Regions from separate parts of the Homo sapiens genome. Here region 2 is linked to region 1. Evidence: chromatin contacts called from ENCODE Hi-C or POLR2A ChIA-PET data. All regions are on one chromosome and are shown on one strand. The core of a region is the stretch at or near the end of the contact, and the rest is flanking DNA. Distances in the headings are between cores, read along the strand shown.

Region 1 (5,847 bases), core at 635-3,134:
TCGGCTGCACTTGGCCAGCACAGGCCTGGGGGAACCTGCTGGAAATGGGGATCCAGTACCTCTCTTGGGGTTTATGTTTGGCAGGCGGAGTGGATAGGCTGGGGCCCGGAGCCCGGTGGTCATCTTCTGCACAAGGCTGGCCAGGCCAGAAGCTGGAGGGTAGCTTACTGGGACCTTCCAAGCGTGACCAAGGAAGCTCTGGGGGCCGACCAGCTTCTCCCTAGTGGAGCTGCAGCTGGGGAGACCTCACAGACAGGCAGGGAGGAGAGGGTGCCCCGCTCACCGCCGGCCTCGTTCCACAGGCCCAGGCCTGGCACATCCCAGGCTTGCAGTATCTATCTGGTGGGTAAACAAGGACCTGCTCTTGGCCTGCGGCCTGGCTCTGACCGTGGTCCAGGTCGGGGCAGAGGGAGAAAGGCCACAGCTTAGGTGTTCCAAACCACCGGTGCCCTTCCTGCCGGCCCCTGGGGCTGTGCTGGGTTTCCAGGGCCCCTGCCCCCCAGTATTTGCATGAAATCGTGGGGGCGCACTGGCTTTCGTCCTAGCACTCCCCTTCAAGGCTCTGCACCCCTATCACGGGAGCCCCACCCAGCCAGCCGAAGGAGGCCACAAGCTCTAAATTACTAAATTCGGGCCAGTGCTGGGGGCCTGGGAGCCAAGGCAGCTCAGAGCCCACTCTCCGATTCTGGCTCCTGGAGAACCCTAGGACCCGGGCGTGTCAGGCCCTGCAGCCGGGCTAGGCCGGTCCATACAGGACTGAACGGCGTCGTGGGCGTTCATTCACATTCCCTCTCCGGTCCCCACACACTATAGGATTTATCTTGATTTGCTGCCTTTGAATTGAGTCAACTCTTTTGTATGCTCGTTGAATTGCCCAGCTGCTGGCGGCGAGCGGAGAGCGTGCCGGGGGTACTGAGGCCGGGAACCAGAGGCGGGCGGGGGACAGGAAGCGGGGAGGGGGCGCCGGCGGGGACGCGCGGGCTGCGCGGGGACTGGAGAGGGTCCCCAGGCGCCGGCCGTTCTGCGAACGCGGGCTTGTCCAGGCACCGCCGGGGCCTGCCCGGCCCGAGCGTGGAGTCCCGAGGCTCCTGCCGGGGGTCCAGGCTGCCCCTGGGGCTCTGCCTTCGACGCGCTGTGTAGGGCCAGATTCTGGGCCTCTCTTGACTCAGTTTCCCTTCCTGTAACATGCGGACGGGGGCTTCCGCACAGGCAGGTTGTCAGGGTGAAACTGAGCCGAAGAGTGCTCCAGAACCCCCTGAAGTCCTCACAGAGGTTGGGGTGAATGAAGGAAGGAAGCGGGGCCAGGGCTGGGCAGAGGAGGCCCGGCCTGCGCCCTGCGTTCTCCGCCCCTAGGTCCCTGCCCTCCCGGATAAGGGGCGGACCGACGGGAGGACCTGAGAACGCCTTGGCTTTGCTTGAGGTGGTGGGAGTCGCGGGTAGCTTGTTCAGCCAACAGCTGTCGCCCCCACTCCCCCCACCCACCCACCCACCCCCTCCACCTTTTAGATGTGGGCGGGGAGGGCCGGGGACGGACCGCGAGGACGCCCCCTGCGCTTTCTAGGACCTCCCCTCCTTCCCCAGCCCCTGCGCGTCGCCGGGAGAGGGAAGGAGCGGGTTGCCGCGGGGAGCCGAGGAGAGCAGGGGGCTCGGGAGGCCAGGGAGAGAAGGGGAGGGCCAGAGGCTCCGAGCCGGACTCGCGGCGGAGGAAGAGGGGGTGGAAGGGAGCGCGCAGGCGGGCGAGGGAGCGAGGGAGGGAGAGAAGGAGGGAGGGAGGGAGGGAAGGGGGGCGGGAGGGGGCAGGGCGAGCTTGAATTCCCCCCCGGCCGCGCGGCGAGGGGCGGGGCCGCGCGCGCAGATCGATGGGCGAAGCTGGGGAGGAATTTCAATCCCGGGAGCGAAGTTAGAGCTTGAAGGACGGCGGCGGCTGCGGGCGCAGCCCCGGAACCGAGGCCGGGCGGGCAGGTAAGCGGCGAGCGCGGCCGGGCGCTGAACCTGGGGGACTTGGGACCCGGACCACCCCCGGGGAGCGGCGCGGCCAAGCCCCCCGCCACCTCGAACCCCGGGCGTCCCCGAGTGCGCAGCGTGCGCCCCCAGCCCCTGCTGCGCCCCCAGGCCTGGCGCGCGATCCGAGCGCAGCGGGCAAAGTTGGAGGAACTTGGCGGCGGCGGAGCGGGCGCAGGCTCAGCCCGACAAAGCCCGGGGGCCCGGGTCGGGGTCGCTGCCGCAGCCCGCACGCTGCCCCGTGCCTCCGAGAGGTCCCTTCCCCAGCGCCTCTCTCCCTTCCGTCCCCCTTCGCCGTCCGCACCCTGCCCGGCGCCCCCCAGACGCGGCCCCCTGCCCTTCCCTTCCCGGAAATTAGGGGGCTGTCCTCACCTCCTGGCCGAGTCGCTGACCCCTCCCCAGGCTCGCATCGCCCTCCCTGCTGGGCCGCCCTCCCCCCGACGCTGCGAGCCTCCTCGCTCCGCGCGGGGACCGTCCAGTCACGCACGGGGAGGGGTCACATTCCTCGGTCCCAGCCCCTGAGTCCAACCACTGGCGGGGGGGTGGGGTGGGGGGCTTCGCTCCGAACTGAACTTACTGGGTGCTTTCCACCCCTCGCCCCACCTGGAGTCCATCCTCGTCCTCGTCCCTCTGGGGGCTGGGAGGAGGCTGCCAAGCCTCCGTGCCCCAACCTGCCTCTAAAGACAAGCGCCCCCATTTCCATCCTTTGAAACCTGCAGGTCACCTGCTTGATGCTGAGGGTGGGGCGGGGGGCACTGCCTGCCGTACCGCACACCGCCCCCCCCCCCATAAAAACGACACCCTCTGAGATGAAAATCCGGCTTTTCCAGGTCTCAGCTGTGTGACCTTGGGGCAGGTGAATCTCAGAGCCTCAGTTTCCACACCTGTGAAATGGGGCTAGGATGATCATGCCTTCTGAAAAAAACGAAGGCTTAGCAGAAAGGGTCGAGGCCGGCCGAGCCAGGTGTGCACGTCCTCAAAAAGCCTCCGTGCCAGCACTTTCCCTTCCTGCACACCCGGAGTGGGGCCTCTTTGGACCCTGGCTTGGGCTGGCTGCCTCTGCCGCTCATTCCCTCGATTGGGCTAAGGGCTGTGCGGAGAGCCTGGGGACAGAAGCTGTGGAGGGACCGGGAGCCAGGAGCAGATGTAAATGGCAAATCTCCCCATATTGCCTCTCTCAGGGGCTGCCCCCTAGAGAGGCCCCCAGCCTCCAAAGAGGTCCAGCTTGCACCCAGCCTTGGGGGAAACCCCATTGGGTTGGGCATAGGTTGCTTGAAAAGCATCAACATGCTCCTCTTCTCTGCCTGGCTGGCCCCCTGGCCTCCTGCCCCCTGGGTCCCTGCCCCTGCCACCTTTTAATTGAACAAGCATTGAGAAGACTGGCTTACAGGTCCCAGCCCAGGTTTGCGCCCCACTCCACCAAAGCAGGGGGACAAACTCCAGGGGGCCGTGTGTGGGAGGGGGTCACCCCCTCACCTGGATTTGAGGGGGTTTGGAGCCCAGCCAGGACCCCAGCACTTGGGTCCCTCATTTTCCTGGGCATACGGTGGTCAGGGAGTTCTGATCCCCACCCCTAGTGGGCAGAAGACCTGGGGGTCTCCAAGTCAGAGATTGGGGGCCATGCCCCTCCCCCTGTCCTACAGCCAGCTGTGCAGCCCCCTCCTCCTCGGCCGCAGCAGGACTGCTGTGTGCGTATAATTCAGGATGATACAGCAGGCTCGGCAGGCAGCTCCCGACTCCCAGAAAAGCCAGTGGGCACCTGAACCAGAGCCACACTCCTGAGGCCTGGTAAGTCTGGGGTAAGGGTGCAGGGATGTGGTGGGCACCTGCACCCAGGACCAGAGGAGGGGAGGGAGGGCGGCGTCCCTTCCCCACCATGCCCCAGGACTGCCACTGGAAAGCACTGATTTTTCAAAGTGTCTTTGGAGGCAGGCTCCCCACACCTGGGCCAGGGAGAGGCTGCTGCTCCTCCACCTCCCTACCACGGTCCCCACCAAGAAACAGGTGTCCGGGGTCCCAGCAAGCGCCCAGGGCCAGAGCCTGGAGTAGTTGCCTGTCTCGGACCCCGGCATTTGAATATTTTCACCCTAAATGTATACTTGTAGGCTTCACCTGCTCTCCAGGAGAGAAAAATTAATGGGACTAAAATATGACCACAGTGCCTGAGATCAATGGGGTAAAATCGGAGTGGCTGCCTGGGTCCCATGTTGGTGACTTTCTCTATCTGTTTCCAACACACACGCATCAGCTCTAGATTTTGATAGAATTTTCTAAGCACTCAGGAAAGCCTCCTTCTAAGGTCCCCCTGAGGTCAGAGCCCCCACCCCAGGATCCCTTCCCCCCCGACAAGCCAATTCCCCATTTTGGTAGGGGACTGTGTTTCTCCGTGCCAGACTCAGACACCATCGCATTGGAGGAAATTTATGAGCAGAGGTGCATGGACTTGGGGTGTTCATATATCTTCACAAGAAAGAAACAGGCAGGCCCTCGAGATGCCCGGGTGGGTGGTGCATAAATACACGAGGGGGCCGGTGGCGGGGCGGGGGGCAGGATTAAAAATGCAAGTGAGTGACAGGCGAGAGATAGATAGATCTCCAGGGCTGGGTGATGAGGCCATAAATTTCCAGGCGTGAACCTGGAGCGGATGGTGGCACCGCCGCGGACATTGGATACATTTGTCATCTCTCCAGCGCCCCCCCCCGCTCTTTCCTTTTTGTTTTTGTTGTGGATTTGGTTTCTTCCAGCACAAGCTCAGGTGTCAAGTGGCCTTGGGTGGGTGTTTGTGGGGGTGGCTGGTGGTGGAGCCACTGCAGTGGACGATGGCGCCATCCATTCCAGCACCAGCTGTACAGATGGGGAGACTGAGGCCCGGATTGGGGTGGGGCCGGAGAGGGTGGTGGAGGGGTCCTATGTCTGGCGTCTGTGTCCTGTTGTGTTGGTTCAGGTCAGGGGATTCCAGCAGGGTGGGAGGCCTTGGTCGTTGGGGGCTGCTGCCTCCCTTCACCCCTGTGCACCCTGAGCCAGTCAGTGGCACCGACAGTAAACAGGAAGCAGGGTGGCAGCTATGGGCACTCGAGCCCAGCACCGTGCCCCCCCTCCCCGCCCCCTGCCCCGGATGTCCCTTTCCCAAGGCTGGTGGATTGAGACCTGGTTCTGTCCCACCTCTTCCAGCCTCCTGGGGAGGGAGGGCGGGAGGTGAGAGACCACCCTGGGAGCGCTGATGGCAGACAAGGGCCAACTGTGTGCCCTACCTGGAGCCTGGGACAAAGCCCAGAGGAGCCTGGCTGCCTTGGAGCTGGCATCCCCAGATGGAAAGACAATGGTCTCACAAATAAATGTGCCTCCTTTCCCTCGGAGATCAGCCGGTCCAGCCCCTGAAGATGGTCCAGCCGGTCCATTTTCCAGAAGGGTCCAGCATCGCCCGAGGTCACACAGCAAGTAAGCTGGAGCTGTGGCTGGACCAGGCCTCCACACCTGTAGAGCTGTCCTGGGGCAGCTGGGGTCTTGGTCTTGGAGAAGAGCTGGAACCCAGGCTGAGGCAGGAGGGGGTCCAGCAGGGCTTGAGGGACCTTCAGAGGGGAGGCAGAGAGGACGACTACTCCGCTCCCTGCTCCAGGCCACGGGGGTACACAGGAGCTGGTGGGGAAACTGAGTCAGGCGGCGAGGACCACTGCTCTGCTCCCTGCTCCGGGCCGTGAGGGGTGCACAGGAGCCAGTGGGGAAACTGAGTCAGGCAGAGAGGACCACTCCTCTGCTCCCTGCTCTGGGCCATGAGGGGTGCCCAGGAGCCGGTGGGGAAACTGAGGCAGAGAGGACCACTCCTCCGCTCCCTGCTCCGGGCCATGG
Region 2 (5,710 bases), core at 1,613-4,112, 44 kb after region 1:
CCCGCCTGAGCCAGGATCAGCAGGGACTCAAATGCCAGCCCCTACCTGGCCCTATCTGAGGTCTTCCAGCTCCCCAGTGGGATAGTCCCTCCTTCCCATCTGGGATCCCTCCAAGCCCTGCTGACCTCAATACCACATTCGTATTTCAGGAAAGATACCCTTCCCCTGGGAATATGTGGACCAGTCTCCGAGGGGCTGCGTCTCCAGAGTGGAGTGATGTCCTCCCTGTGTGCAGACTGTGTTCCATGTGGGTCTGTCGGTTGGCCTAGAAAGTGGAAATGAGGGAATGAACCCAGGGTGGGTCTGCTGTGCAGGGGTGGGTGGTAGCAGCTGCCACTGAGGCCCGCCTGTGGGACCCCTACTCAGCCTATGCCCCAAACATCCAGAGGCCAGAGGAGGGGAGGGGAGGGAAGGGCAGGGAGTGTGGGAAGAGGAGGAGATGAGAGAGGAACAGAGAGACCCAGAAAATATAGAGACTTCCAGAAAGAGGAGGAGACAGCCGGAGGCTCAGAGAGACATGGGAAGGAAAAACCTTGAAGAGAGAGCGAGAGAGTGAGAGAGAGAGAGAGAGAGAGAGAGAGAGAGAGAGAGAGAGAGAGAGAGAGAATGAGACAAGGGAGAAAGCGCACTCGGAAACGGAAATCCCAGTTTTCAGTTCTTCGTGTATTCATCCAGTCTGTGCTGATCCCCTACCAGAGCAAAGCCCTGTGACAGTGACCTGCCCCTGCCCCTCTGTGGATGACAGTGTCCCCACCTGAAATGTGAGGGCGTCCCCACAGACCCTCTCTCAATGAGGCTTCCCTGGGCTGGGAGCTCTTGGGAAGACAGGGCAGTCTGGGGGAGGGGGCGGCAGCTCGGACCGTGCCAGGAGCCCAGGAACCCCCTGGCCTCCAGACTGAGACCCACGTTGCGGCAGAGAGAACACAGAGGCCCACAGGGCTGCGGCAGAGTGTGGACAGTTAGGGCGAGGACAGCAGACTGGGCTGTGCGGACCCCAGGCCTTTGCCACAGCCGTTGGGGATGGGACAGTGGTTGGGAGGCGTGAGCTGGGCTTTGCTTGAGATGCCTGGCAGCAGCTACGGGCCTTCCCTCTCTGTGTCTTTTCGTGTGGGGGTCCCTTTGCCGGAAACACCCTGTCCCCCAAGTTTGTCTGTTTCTTTTCTTTTCTTTTCTTTTCTTTGAGAAGGAGTCTCGCTCTGTCGCCCAGGCTGGAGTGCAGTGGCCTGAGTAGCTGGGACTACAGGCACCCGCCACCACGCCCAGCTAGTTTTTGTATTTTTAGTAGAGACGGGGTTTCACCCCGTTAGCCAGGGTGGTCTCGATCTCCTGACCTCGTGATCTGCCCGCCTCGGCCTCCCAAAGTGCTGGGATTACAGGCATGAGCCACGGTGCCCAGCCTTCTTTCCTTTTTTTTTTTCTTTTTTTTTTGAGACGGAGTCTCGCCCTGTCACCCAGGCTGGAGTGCAATGGTGCAATCTCGGCTCACTGCAACCTCCACCTCCAATTTTCAAGTGATTCTCCTTCCTCAGCCTCCCAAGTGGCTGGGATTACAGGCACCTGCTGCCATGCCCGGCTAATTTTTGTATTTTCAGTAGAGACGGGGTTTCGCCATGTTGGCCAGGCTGGTCTCAAACTCCTGACCTCAAGTGATCCGCCCACCTCAGCCTCCCAAAGTGCTGGGATTACAGGTGTGAGCCACCACACCCAGGCTTTCTTTCCTTTTTAAAAGTCAGACAAGCTCTGCCCTGCTGGGTTTTGGATGTGAAATGCTGGGCAAGTCATCTTCTACCTCTGGCGTCCCTCTTTTATCTCTTATCTTTTATCAGGACAGCTTCAAGTCCCTGCCCACATTTTATCTATAAAATGGGGAAAATAAGGCCCCTCAGGAGGGAAGCGTTCAGTGGGATGTGTAGACCGCCTGGCATCAAGTAGATACTCATTCGACCACCCTGGGTACTGCCCTGAGCATGGAGTGGGAACTCAGCAGTCTCCGGAACACCGATGCTGCATCCATGTTAGTTCTTTCCTTCCTCCCACAGATATCTGTCCTTCCATCCCAGCCCAAGTTCAGGCTCCTCCAGGCTCACCACAGCCTGGTGGGATCACCCCAGCCCCATAGCCTCCGGAGTCCTCGCCAGGCATGAAATCTCTGTCTTCTCTCTCGCTTCAGCCCCAGGCTGCAGACTCTGTGCTGTGAGCCTCAGAGCCCGGCAGGTGGGAGACAGTGCATAAATGTTTGTTGAATGAGTAGATGGGACGCTTCCCAGCCCGGCCCACCTCAGAAGGCAGGTGGCAAGACAGATGGGCCCTGGCTCCTGTGCGGTCTGACGGTGGAGGCAGCCGCTCCGCTGAGTCTTCCTCAGGAACTTGGGGTGGGACGCATTGTTTCCGAGATCCCTTCTAGGGACATCCTTTTGTCACTCAGCGAGTTGAAGTTTCCCAGCTTCTAAAGCCCCTGCCCCTCCCCTCCACTTCCTGTGTTCAAGGCCTGGTCCCTAGAAGTTGCTTTTATCCAGGCAGTGATTGAGAGTTTAGAAGGGGCTCTCTGGTATCCTGTGACCCTGGGTGACCTTGGCTGGACTCCTTCAGCACCAGGGAGAGAGGCCGGTGGCTGTGATAGGAGGCAGAGGCCTGTTGAAGGCAGCAGGGCCTGGGAGCCCATGGAGGTGAGCCCAGACCCTCTCTGCAAGCCCCTTCCCCTCCGTAGGTCTCGGTTTCCCTCTCTGGGGAGGGGGGGGCGATGTCCTTGCCAGCAGAGGTGCTGCTCAAGTGCAGGGCTGGCATCCCAGCGACTCGCCCAAGGCCACCTCGCCAATCCCCGCACCCTGCGTGCCACTCCCCCAGCACTGCCGCACGCCCGGCTCCCCTCCCCCACCTCTCCAGGAGCAATTGTTTATCTGCCAGAGGGTGACAGGCGGCTGTGGCTGGCATGTTGAGCCGCCGTCCAGAGATCAGCTGGCGGCTGCTGAGCAAACAGCACGAGCTAATCAGCAAAAGGTCACGCCGGCTCCCCGAGTCCCCGCATTTGAAGTCATGCCTCACACGGGCGGGCTGGAAGGAACCTGGGACGTTGAGTTAGTGGCTCAGTGACCAGGTCAGCTTCAAGTCACAGCCCACAGCTCATCGCCCAGTTGACCAGCCTACGCCTCTGAGGTTGCATCTTCTAGAGATTCCCCAGCCCCAAGGGAAACCCATCGCCTGTCTCCAGGTGGAACAAACCCTCTCACGACAGAGGCTCAGCCCCCAGCATGCGGAGGGGCCAGGCTTAACCACCCCAGCCCTGCCCGCTCCCCCTGCCCGGGACAGACTGTCCTTCAAAGCAGCAGTGCAGGGCTGGGCAGCATCCCCACCAGAGCTGTCCGTTCACCACCCCCCACACCACCTCTGACTTCAAGCCTACCGCCTTCCTCTAAATCCATTCAGTTTTTAAAAACTTAAATACATTTATTTAAAAGGGAAGATTTATAGCACTACTACAAATGGAAAACAAGCCTCTCTTGCCATAAATAGAATTCATAATCATAAAAATAAATTCAGTGGAAACAAAACAATGTTATTAAATTCTAGTTGGATGCTGTAGCCCCGGGGGAGGCTCAGAGCCCAAGGCCTACTATTGCTTTATTAAAAAGGGAGAGCAGTAAGTGTGCAGAGGTGTTCAAGACTCACCAACCCTGATCTGAGACTTTCTTCTTGTTGTAATCAAGAGTTTTAAAGTGAGAGTAACTTTCTCATAAAATGATTCAGTAGTATTTTATGCTGTGTCAGCTAGGGACTGAATTTGGCTGCGCAAGACAAACCTAAACACTGCATGGTTGAACCCCACGTGGGGGTCATTTTTCTTACGCAAAGACAGCAGCAGTGGAGCTGGTACACAGCCTAAGGGGGTTGTCAATGGTCCAGGTTCCTTGTAGCTTCCTGCTCTGCCACTGCGGACGTTTGTCCTCATGGCCTCAGGATGGCTGCCACACCTCTGGCCATCGTATCTGCATCCCAGGCAGGAAACTGGGAAGTGGGGTAGAGGTGAAGGAGAAGGGAATACACCAGCTAAGTCTGTTCCTTGTCATTAGGAAGGTAGCAGCCAACAGCCTGAGAAGGAAGCTTCTCAGCCAACGGCAGAGAAGAGCCGTTCTCTTGCCCACGGCAGTCACTGCTGCCTTTGGGTTGGTGCTTACTATATGTCTTATTCATTTGCCAAGTAGTTGTTTGGCACCTACTAGTTGCCAGGCAATAGACCTTGTCCTGGTGGTATTCACAAGGCTGCATGCTGGCATTTGTGAGATGAGCCACGGCCCACTGTGGGGCATCCCCCAGCCTGGGTTCTCCCTGCTTCCGCCTCCACCCCACACCTGGCTGCTTCTCCTCATAGGAGCCCGGCACAAGGGCACCCCCTGCCTCCATCCTGTCTCCCCTCTGCACACACCTGGGACTGCCCAAGCCCAGCCTGGATGGAGTCGCCCCGTGGGCCACCCTGGATGAGAAGGGAGCTATTCCTTTCCCCTCCCCAGCACCTGGGTCTCCTGCCCACTTCTGCCTCCCAGAAAGCCCCTTCCCCGCTGCAATCAGCCTCCTCCTGCAGGCAGGCCAGGCTGCAGGGATCCAGCTTCTGCTCCTAGATCTTCATTTGTCTTTTAATTTCCTCCTGTAATTTACATCCTGTGACTCCTGTAATTTACATCCTGTGACTCCTGTAACTTAATTAGCAGACAGAAGGCGTGGCTGCAGATGCCCAGCCCCCTGCCTCTGGCCTCTCCCGCTGGGCAGGACCTGGAGATTCCCTCCTCCCCCTGGGTCAGGGCTCCTGAAGGCTGCCTCCGGCCCCAGTTTGCCCATCCCTGCCGCAGAGTTTGTCTTTCAGCCTGAGCTCTGGCCTCCTCCCTTCATAGACCCTACCCCCGACTTTGAACTCTGGCCTCTGACCCCTGGTCTCTGACCTGCTGTTTGGCACCCAGCAGGAGGGATCTGTCCCAGGCCCAGGTTTAACTGTGGGCGCCATTGCTCACCAGCTGTGCACACAGAGGCAAGTCATGTAACCTCTCTGTGCTCTTCCTCAGTGAGTTGGGGGTGAGGGTCTGTGAGTAAGTAAATGAGAAGCCAGGAGCCCTCTCAGCTGTGCCTGCTCCTCTTCCACGTGTTCCCATCCCCTGCTCACCCCAAGGTCCTGCCCACCCCAAGGTTCTGCCCACCCTGAGGTCCTACTACCCTGCAATCCAGCCTTGGCTTGAGCTAATTCCAGGTTTCCCTGCTGGTCCCACAGCCAGAGGGTCTAGGGTCATCGTGTTGTGTGCTGTGGAGGCCCCAGGGGCTCACACAGCATCTGGTGAGGTGACGGCCTGGGTAAATTCTGAAGCCCTCTTGGGGCCCTGGCATGTGCCCGGCGAGCCATCTGGGCAGGTGCCACTGAGTCTTTCTCCCCCATCCTCCCTCCAGAGCCTTAGCTGCCTTCCTTCCTGCCGCTGGACGTGGGCGTATGTCTGTGTGTGCGTGCGTGTTTGTGTGCCCCAGGCTGGCCCGGCTACATGCCTGCACAGGTGTGATCCCCAGGTCCCCTGCATGTGCAAGGATATCCACATTCTGCACACACAGGTGTAGGCATCCCTGTGCATACGTGTCACGTGATGACCCCTGGGGCTGCATGCGTGTCATAGCTGTCCCCTCCCCCTGCAAACTCAGCCCCAGTGACTCACAGCCAGGACTGCAGCCGCACTCCCCC

The links. Hi-C counts contacts between places; a loop is a spot of excess contacts on that map. ChIA-PET counts read pairs that join two places held with the same protein, here RNA polymerase II (POLR2A). Pooled maps may share reads with other maps.
Region 2: a map of cardiac septum shows a loop between it and region 1 (2.2-fold over the local background). The contact joins the enhancer-like site here to the promoter of ELFN1 in region 1. A Hi-C loop is called at or near these places in 8 of 168 maps with a recorded cell type or tissue (HepG2, Right ventricle myocardium inferior, cardiac septum and 3 more) and 5 of 50 pooled maps. POLR2A ChIA-PET finds 5 or more read pairs at or near these places in 1 of 52 experiments (WTC11).

What each region holds. Positions count from the first base shown.
Region 1 is chr7:1,668,393-1,674,239 of GRCh38, forward strand. ELFN1 (extracellular leucine rich repeat and fibronectin type III domain containing 1) reads left to right here and starts at 1,885. Exons shown (of 4, transcript NM_001128636.4): 1 at 1,885-1,962. RefSeq lists enhancers at 609-1,316, 1,317-2,023, 2,024-2,730, 2,731-3,437.
Region 2 is chr7:1,711,022-1,716,731 of GRCh38, forward strand. All of the region lies in intron 3 of ELFN1 (extracellular leucine rich repeat and fibronectin type III domain containing 1), which reads left to right. Among named protein-coding and RNA genes, the nearest start is that of LNCRI, 20 kb to the left of the region's middle. RefSeq lists enhancers at 1,710-2,610, 2,611-3,510, 5,430-5,710. Within about 2 kb of position 2,863, at least 3 of the 41 ENCODE cell types and tissues checked have a DNase peak (open chromatin) inside an H3K27ac peak, as active enhancers do; they include heart left ventricle, where a contact is called at or near this core.